Regions from separate parts of the Homo sapiens genome. Here region 1 is linked to region 2. A link is a contact called in ENCODE Hi-C or POLR2A ChIA-PET data. All regions are on one chromosome and are shown on one strand. The core of a region is the stretch at or near the end of the contact, and the rest is flanking DNA. Distances in the headings are between cores, read along the strand shown. Region 1 has its middle 200 kb from the start of LINC01848. Region 2 has its middle 86 kb from the start of LINC01023.

Region 1 (4,775 bases), core at 797-3,296, 1.4 Mb before region 2:
TCACAGCAGTTAACTGCACTTTTTCAGCATCTTGTTCAAACTTGCCCACAGAAGCATGCCATGGGTAATGTGATGAGTTTTCAAATCAAAAAGACTTAAATTGGAAGCCCAGGTGGATATCTCATGGACTGAGTAACTTTAGATAAGTTGTACAACCTTCTGAATGTGTTTCCTCATCTGGAATATTTTCTACCACAAAAACCTGTTTTTACAAGTTTGTGTTCATGTATGTAAATTACCTACTAGAGGGCCTGGCAAGCCATAGTTGGTAGCAGTTCATTTCCTATAAAGTACTGTCAGCATTTCCATTCACCCTATGATGCTATGTTAGATAAATGCCAAATCTAGAAACACTTTCATCTAACAGAACAAAGCCATGAAAAGGTGAATGTCCTTAACAATGAACAATGACTGCTCATTAGTCAAAAATTGTGTTCATACAGCTTTTGAAAACTCATGATTTTTGCATGCACTAAAGCTATCTGTCTTTAAAACAGCAGATAAAATACTGAGCAAATGTTAAATTTAGACTTCACAAACAAGAGGACTTTCTGCATATCTGCTTTGTTTACCTTATATTCACACACATCTAAAAATTTCAAACAAGGTAGATTGCAATTAAGACAGAGTTTTTCTTAGTATCAGTTTTTATATCTTTAAAATGGGGATAGTGCAAATCTAATATGTTAGTCATGACACTTAATAATGTCAATAAAAGTGCTAAGTAAAATTTAGGATATTTTATGAGTTGTGAGCTCTTTGTACTACCAAGTCAAAAACAATTATTCTTTGTAATAGCAGTACCCAACTCAGAAATGTGGTAACTGTCTTTCTAAATTACATTGATTGTTTATACTGCAAAATTTAAAACACATGATATTTTAAGTAGCACAAAGAAATTACATCTATAAATATCCCTAAAATGGTAAAATGTAGCAAAATACTTTCTCATACTACAGAGAATATCCTAGTTTATAAAAAGTCGAAGTAAGGTTGTACAATGAACAAAAATAGCCAGATTTGTTTTATGTTTTTTTAAAGTTAACCAGCAGCTGACGGCGAATCAAATTCTTTTGTTTTGCAGCATTTAAGTGTGCAATGTGTTGAGCAATCACTTGTACAAAGCCCCAGATGCCCGATGAAATGTGCTAACAAGATTCTGTCTGCTCTGCAGAAGTTAGAAACTCTTGCACAACTGTTTGTTTTATTCCCTCGGCTCTAAAGTTTGTCAACTTTTGGTTCCCAGGTATAATCTACGTCTAAAATCTGCCAGTTTTACCATAATTAAACACATTCCCGTATCTATTCAAAGTACCAGGAGCAATAATTATAAAAGATTTATTCCTAATATAAAAATTATATAAAAATTATAATTATAATAATTATAAAAGATTTATTCATTTCATTGCAAATGTAATGAAAGATATGGGTCTTCTCTATATATACAGACACACACATATGCACAATCTTACCTGATACTTCAGGATTTGGCCATCCACATAATATAATTTAAGCATCCTTGATACAGAAGAAGCAGGTGTGTGTGGTTGTGAATTCGGAAAGGGCAAATAGTGAGTTCTATTTGTATAATATTCATCTTCTATATCCTATGACTAGCACAGTGGTCTGACAAGAGTAGATTTTCTGTAAATGTTGAATCAATAAAAGAATAATTGAAAACTAAAGTATAAAGAATAAGTGGAAGACAACTGAGAAGCCCTGATTGTCTATTACATAGAGAAATAACCAAATCCTCCCTTAAAAAACACTCACACAATATAAAATAGGTAATCTGTGAAGCTCTACTGATACTCTGTTAGCACTGCCGGCTTACTCCAGGGGCCAGGAGGAATTAACATAGTTTCACATAGTGACTGATTTACAGCAAAGAAAGAAATTGTGCCTGGAATCTATGAGTCTTTAGAGAGCACAGCTTTTACGTGGTTGCGCTGAGTGATGTGTCAATCCTTGACTCATTCACAAGTAACATTCTCATTTACTAGGCAATGACATCACAGCTGTTTTCTGCAAACCACAGAGGACTGAATGTGCCTCCCTGCCCACTTTGGCTGTCTGACAGCCTGTAGAATGTGTGCAGAGAAAGGCATTCACTAACTTACCATCCTCTCTTTTGGGCAGCAACATTATCTGAGACAATATTTTAACCACGTAGATTGTGACACCTACCTAATTGTTTGTGTCTGTTAATAGAAACCAGCCCAGAAATCTGTGTCAGTATTACCTATTCCCCTGACACCATTGGTATTCCAAGGAAACCCCAAATCTCCAGAGAAGATGTAGACATGCTCTTGTTCACAAATTTCTACTGTGCACAGCTGTGAACGTGAGGCAAACATACAAGACACTGACGTCTCTGGAAAGTAGAAGAGAAAGTAAAGTTTCTCCAGAGACTGGCCACCATGCAAGCTTCTTTTATTCTTTACCTTTCCCCTCATTTCTAATACAAAAGAGTATCATATATTTTAACTTACCCAATTCCTTTGGCTATCAGAAATCACAAGCAACAGCAACAGATGCAAATAAGAAGGTAATTTGTCATGATTATCTAAATTGTACGTATCAATCTGGTGCGAGAGTAGCCATAGTCCTTTCATACCTCCACAAATGATATGGGAAGGGTGTACAAAATTTGAGCAGATATAAACCATGTGTTGAAAATTTTTGTAATCAAACATTAACACCATGAATTACCTCTCTCTCTTCACTGATTCTTCATATATATACATATATATATATGTATATATATATTTGGAAATAGAAATACTTATATATATAAGTATATATATATATAAGTATATATATTTATATATATATATACTTATATATATATATATATATATAAAATATACATTTGGAAATACTCAGTCATTTAGTTTTCTCCAGGGGTTAATATCTACCCACCTGATGATTAAAATCCAATAGGACTGGAAATGTTTAGCTCTTCCTGCCTCTGTGTCCTCTAGTCTCCATCACCACTCTCACTTGCCTAACTTCAAAATGGCCCCAGGCTAAAAAAATGAAGAAGTCAAAGGATTAGACCATTTCTTTAGCAAGCACCATTTTCCCTTTCATTGAAGATGAAATTTAACAGGTGAAAGTGAAAACTGAGAAGAATGAGAAATTCCTTTATTTAGAACTCTGTAGAAACTTAACAGTACTAGGCAGCTGCTTTGAGGAGACATAGCAAGCTTATTTATTGTAAGTAAGAGGCAGCACAGAGAGGGTTGGGTAAAAACAACAAAACCTGTGTGCTCTTCCAGCCTCTTAGATTATTATGGTTTTAATATAATAATATGCTCTTTCCTTCGTTATGTTCGCACACACATTCTTGTGTGGAATAAATGATGTCACTAAATTAAATTTCATCTGGTAGCCCAGTTCACAGGGTCCAAAGGGTTAATTTTGTTCTCTTTCTTTCAAAAACAGGAAGGTCTGATTAAGAGTTCAATAACTAAATGATCTGAACTGTATTAGATATCACATCATTACTCCAACAATGACAGTTTTGAAGTTTCCTAGGCTTAGATATCACCAACAGCAGGCAGGGACATGGTGAAAATTAGCTTGGATTAGATTTTGGCTAAAAGCACATGTCTTCAGGGGACTCTTTCAGGTTTGTCAGCCTTTGGTCACTAGTGTCCCTGACATAGTACATGGGCTATATAACCTTGGCCAGGCCTTCAGTCTGTCTATGAAGGTAGAAGGGGATTCTGTCAATAAATCTCACCATACAAATACCTGAAGATGCCCCAACAGATCGCTGAAGAGCAAGTTCTGAATTTTAAAGATGTGCTTCCTTACTCTATAATTACAGAGCTGATGGTTAAGTCACAGAATGCTCCTGGGGAGCAACGAGGAACTTAAATAAGAAGATACGCTTCTTGTTACAAAACAATGTTGACTGCAGCTGTGTAATATAAACTTTCAAGACAAAAAGACATTTTATGAAAGCACAGACTCCTGGCTTCACATTCAGCATGTCCAGAGAAACAAATTTAAAAGCTACTAGACCATCCAAAGTAGAGAAAGCAAATCATTCAGAAAAGACCTATCTGACTTTTCACACAGCTAGTGATAAACATGTATTTTTAAATGAATCTATTTTGCTGGATGTATACCAGGTGCCAGATGCCATACTAAGCATTAAGCATATAGAAATAAAAAGCAAAGTCCAGCCCTTAAGAAATTCAGTGTATACTTAGAAAACGAATAAATGAAAAATTACAACATAACATTTATCAAATTTGCCCAAAATTCTGAAAAGTCATCTCCAGTAACTGACCATGTAAATTTTACTATATCCATAAAGAGAGGATCCATAAAGGGAGGATGTATTGACCTGAATTATTTATGGAAAAGCTGTGATAATGAGGATAAATGAATTCACCAGCCTTCTGATACCACAGAAGTCAAAGAATAGAATATATCCTAAGAAAAATATTAGTTTCTAAACATATTCCTGGTGCTATTTTAAAATTTTGGCTAAGTCTCTTAATATTTCTGGCTCTCGGTTTCTTCAGCCCTTAAAATGGTCTAAAATATCTCTAAAGTTTATTATAGTACTAAAATGATGTCATATGTGTTAAATGTGGAATATCATAAAATACCTCACATCTTAAACTTTTACCATACATAATCTAATCTTTTTGATGATTCAGAAGGGCAGTTATCATTACAATGTCAATATATGGATAAATGGGAGTAAATGCTCACAGAGCTTTTGACTCCTTTTTTTTTTTTTTTTTTTTTGTCAC
Region 2 (5,087 bases), core at 1,686-4,185:
GGGCAAGATAGGGTCAGGCCAGTTTTTCATCTGCAGAATAGGCTAAGCCTTTTTGCATGATTTTCCTGGAAAACAAATCCTTCATATGGCAAATGAATGACTCCTTGGTCTGTTTGCTTTATTAAAGGCTATCGTGGTCCTCTTTATTTATTATCCTCTCAGTTTCTGCTAAACTCACAAACTTGAATATAAAATGTCCTGCATTATTTAATCTGCTAGCTATTGTTTATCCCCTCTCTTAAGAAGCCAGGGCTGGCAGACTCAGCTTCTATTACAATGGCTGTAAAGTGTCTGTGGCATCTGTGACAAGGATCATCCTGGCAGGGCAGGGGTCTGCTGCTCTGTGCTCTTCTGCTGCAGGCTGGCAACTTGGGGTAGTGGGCACAGATGCTCCCCAAGCTCTCCCTTCTACCTCCCAACTGCTCCTGCCAAGCCTTAGATCACCTTTACAGAACAGAGGGTAACTCAATGACAGCATCTCACACAAGCTAATCTTTCCTCTGAGGCAGCTGACAAAAGCTGCTGAGAACAGGAGAGTGATTCTGGGTTCCCTCTCTGAAGGTCTTTGCTGATTTCAAGGTCAGGTAGGTAATGCACATGGTATCTTAATTACAGCAGATGCCACATTGTCTGGAATGAAATAGAAAACAGGGATGAAGATAATTCACATGCCTCATCTGGTCCTGATACTTTCCCTACATTATCACATTTTATCCCTCTCACATCTTATGAGAAAAGAAACATTATTTTCCCTCTCCTTATAGGTGAAAAAAATGAAAGCATAGGGATATAAAAGAACCTGCAGGCAGGCATTCTGATAAGCAGTGATTAGTAAGTGCAGAACTTGGGGGGCTAAGCCAGGCCTGCCTAACTTCAGAGCCCAGGGCTTTTCCCTCCACTGATTCTTGCCTTGGAGTTTTCCAGGCCCACTTGGGACCCCAGAATTCTGTGCCTCCCCTACCTGTACTTACATTACTACATTACTTCCAAGTCCTTGCCTGAATGGCAGAACCCAAGGGCTCACCCATAAAGTTACTTCTCTGTCTCTCCCACAGACTGCAGGTCAGTTGGGAGATTTTCATTCTTATCACGCACATCAATTTTTGTCAGTGGTAGGATTAATTTAGCCCATTAAGTACTTTCCCATTAGGCCTGTGGCTCAACTGAGGTGTCAAAATTTGATGTCTTATATTTTATGAATTACACTGATATTCTACTTCTTTGATTCCTTTTCATAGTCTGTGTTATGACCATCTGGACACCTCCTTCTTTTGGAGTTTTGGGATAGCAACAAAGCAAGTACAGAATACTGAACAGATCAATATAGTTAAGCGCATTACCATAATCCACAGACATTAAAACGTCAATACCTCATTCCCCTGACAAAGCTTATATCAACAGAAGGCCCCATGGCACAAGAGATAGATTCATTAGGCTTTCACCTCTGGGAATGGGTTTCAACAAGCTTAGGTCACTTACAAAGATGAGTTTCATGGTCTTAACTTTGCCAAACTTCGTTTATTAGTATTTGGGCTCCAATTATAATCCAATCAAGCCAATAACTTTTCCTTACGAAAGGGACATTCTCCACATGCATCCCATCAAATGCATAATGTCAACATGAGAATTTATTTGAGCTGTGTGTGACCAGTCTCCTGTTCTACTAAAAATACTTGCAAACATTTAGACTGAGAAGCTTTGCATATAACCACATCAGTATGTTAATCCAAGACATGACGAATCATCATTATTTTATTTTTTTTAGAAACAGGGTCTTGTTCTGTTGCTCAGACTGGAGTCCAGTGGCACAATCTTAGCTCACTGCAGCCTCAAACTCCCGGGCTCAAGCAATCCTCTTGGTTCAGCCTACCAAATAGCTGGGACTACAGGCACAAGACACCATACCTGGCTAATTTTTAATAATTTTTTTAGAGATGGAGTCTCACTACGTTGCCTTGATCTTGAATTCCTGGCCTCGAGCCATCCTCCTGCCTCAGCCTCCCAAAGCACTGAGATTACAGCCACCACACCTGGCCTCTTGAAGAATTTTAAAACTCAGTGAGTATTTCTTGGGCACCTACTGTGTGCCTGGCACTGTTCAGGACACTGGAGACATAGTGGTGTGCACAAAAGACTAGGAGTTTATATTGTAGCTGAGGAGACAGATAAGGAAACATGTACATGAAGTCATCTCACGTAACTAACTATAGATGCTGGGAAGAAAACAGACATGATAATGTGATGTGGGGACACACGAGGTAGGGTGGTGAGAGAAGTTTCTGAGGAGTTGGATCCACTGTGTAAAGAAAGTGGCCATGCAGGAAGTTAAGGGAAAGGTGCCCTAGATATAAAGAATAGCAAGTGTGATTGCCTTGAGGTGAGAATGAGTTTGTTTATATAAGGAATAGAAATCAGGCCATGGGGGCCTTAAAGTCAGAGAGGTTGGCAGGAACCAGATCATGCAGAGCCTTCCTGGCTGTGGTAAGAGACTTGGGGAGTCACTGGAGGGTTTAAATGAGAGAAGTGACATTACTATTATTGTTATTTTATTTTATTTTAAATTTTACTACTTACCATTATCATTAATTATGACTCATTTTTTAAAAGTAAAAATTGTTCATGCTATGGCAGGGATTCTCAACAGGGGGTGATTTTTGCCTCCTGGGGACATTTGTCCATGCCTGGAGACAGCTTCAGTTGTCACACTGGGGAGTGCTACTGACATCTAGTGGGCAAAGGCCAAAGATGCTGCTAAACAGCCTACCATGTCTGGACTACCCCCTACAACAAAGAAATAGGCAGCCTAAACTGTCCGTCGTGACGTGCTTGAGAAACCCTGAGCTATGGCAGGGAGAATGGAGAACTGGAGAAGGGGAAAGAGTGGAAGCAGGAGGCTGGAGCAGAAACTCAGAAGAAATGTTGGTTATTTGGACTGGAACGGTAGCAGCAGGGCTGGAGAGAGTGACTCAGGATACATTTTGGAGATAAAGCTGATAGGACCTGTCAGTCAGTTAGCTGTGGAAAGTAAAGGAAAAGGAGTCAAGGGTTACTCTCATATTTTCAGTCGGAGCAACTGGGTAGACAGTAAGGTCATTTACCAAGATGGGGCACAATATGCGAGGAATAGGTTGAGAGGGGAAGATCAAGAATATTGTTTTGGACACATTAAATATGAACTCTGTTAAACTTCCCTGTGGAGATATCAAATAAGGGCTGAATATATGGTTCTGAAACTAAGGGTAAGGGCCAGTTATCAGCAGGTAGATTAGGGGACAAAGTGAGGAAGAAGATCCAGTGGTGGGGACCAGGAGAGGGAGGTTAGGAAACCAGGAAACTACAGTGCCCTGGAAGCCATGGGGGAAAGGATTTGAAGAATGGTGCTGTTATCTGTGTTGAATGTTTCTGAGGAGCCAGTGAGGTAAGAGCAAAAAATAACCCCAGAATTTGGGTGTCCTGGCTGGCTTTCGTCAAGGCAGTCATGACACAGACTATCACAGCTTTGTTGGAGTGGACAGGATTGAGTTCTGATTGAAGTGGGCTTCAGAGAGCAAGGGGGTGTAGGAAATGTAATCAAAGAATATTACTTCTTTCAGTAAATATTGATGAAAAGAGAATCAGAGAAATAAGGCAGTAACAGAATTCCAATTATAGAACAACACAAAAAGTGTTATTTTAAAAAACAGGGTTCTTTTTTTGTAAGTCCCAATTTGTGACATTTACTTATGAAATTAACCAATAGAATTTAAATGAATATTTTCGTGGTGTTGCAGGTGTTGGTAAATAACACATGCATTTCATTCAAATTAGAACTCTGTTTTATAAATGAAATTCCAATAAAATTTTCTAGAACCACTGAAAAACCACTAAAACTTTAGAATGGTAATTTTTGGAAGAATGCATTTGGAAAACCACTATACAAAATTAGCTTTAACAGCAAAATTTCATACATCAATCAGTCAGTAGGGTAATAAACTTATACTCACAATAGGCCTTTCTCTTGGCCCTGAAATTATAGCAAGATTTCAATCCTGTTTTTTTTTTTTAATCCTGTTTTGTTTGTTTGTTTGTTTGTTTGTTTGTTTGTTTTGGAGATGGAGTTTCACTCTTGTTGCCCAGGCTGGAGTGCAATCTTGGCTCACTGCAACCTCTGCCTCCCAGATTCAAGCAATTCTCTTGCCTCAGCCTCCTGAGTAGCTGGGATTACAGGCATGTGCCATCACACCCGGCTAATTTTTGTGTTTTTAGTAGAGACGGGGTTTCTCCATGTTGGTCAGTCTGGTCTGGAACCCTTGACCTCAGGTGATCCGCCCACCTTGGCCTCCCAAAGTGCTGGGATTACAGGCATGAGCCACTGCGCCCAGCCAAGATTTTAATCCTGTTGCTGTCACTTCTTAGCTGTTTGACCTTGAGCAAGTTACTTAACCTCTTGACATGAAAGATTCTCCATTTATAAACCAGTCAAGGTGAGTGTGAAGACTAAATGAAATAATATATGCAAACATGTGTCCGGCATGGGGTCCACATTCTCCTTCTTTCTGGCACCTCCACTTTAGCACTCTCTGACCAAAGTTAGCCTTGCAATGACTCTGTGGAACATGACATACAGCAAAGTTGATCATCATGGGAGGCTCTGGCTCTGGTTTTGTCCTCAGCTCACCTGTGATATCTTTGTACCTCATCTAGCACACATCCAGACCCAGAATGGGCTTTGCAAACAACGGATGCCTATTACCTTGAAGCATCTAAATGATGTAAAACCAAGGAAAGATTTGTTTTTGTGGTTTTTGGATTTTGGTGTATGAGATATTATAGAAAACTAAATATGTAAGCTGTGACAACTTCAATGAGAGAATGCCAGCAAATTTTTAGATTAGGGTTTAGACACAGCCAGGACCATAAAATAGTTACTTTTCCCCAATCTTTCAATCACAAATAGAAGGTTTTTCAAAGGAAGGAAGGTAAAAAAGACCAATAATAATAATAATAATAATAATAATAATAACTCTTGGATTATTTACACTAGTAGAAGTGAAAAAAGTACTTTCAAATTAAAAAAATTTCACTGACCTAATATTGAGATTGTTGAA

What was found. A loop is a pair of places that touch in the nucleus more often than their neighbours do. ChIA-PET counts read pairs that join two places held with the same protein, here RNA polymerase II (POLR2A).
Region 1: a map of left ventricle myocardium superior shows a loop between it and region 2 (12-fold over the local background). The contact joins two enhancer-like sites. A Hi-C loop is called at or near these places in 1 of 168 maps with a recorded cell type or tissue (left ventricle myocardium superior). POLR2A ChIA-PET finds 5 or more read pairs at or near these places in 1 of 52 experiments (activated CD4-positive, alpha-beta T cell).

Annotation. Positions count from the first base shown.
Region 1 is chr5:110,084,387-110,089,161 of GRCh38, reverse strand. No RefSeq gene overlaps it. Among named protein-coding and RNA genes, the nearest start is that of LINC01848, 200 kb to the right of the region's middle. Within about 2 kb of position 2,046, at least 3 of the 41 ENCODE cell types and tissues checked have a DNase peak (open chromatin) inside an H3K27ac peak, as active enhancers do.
Region 2 is chr5:108,640,124-108,645,210 of GRCh38, reverse strand. No RefSeq gene overlaps it. Among named protein-coding and RNA genes, the nearest start is that of LINC01023, 86 kb to the left of the region's middle. RefSeq lists an enhancer at 2,589-2,883. Within about 2 kb of position 2,935, at least 3 of the 41 ENCODE cell types and tissues checked have a DNase peak (open chromatin) inside an H3K27ac peak, as active enhancers do.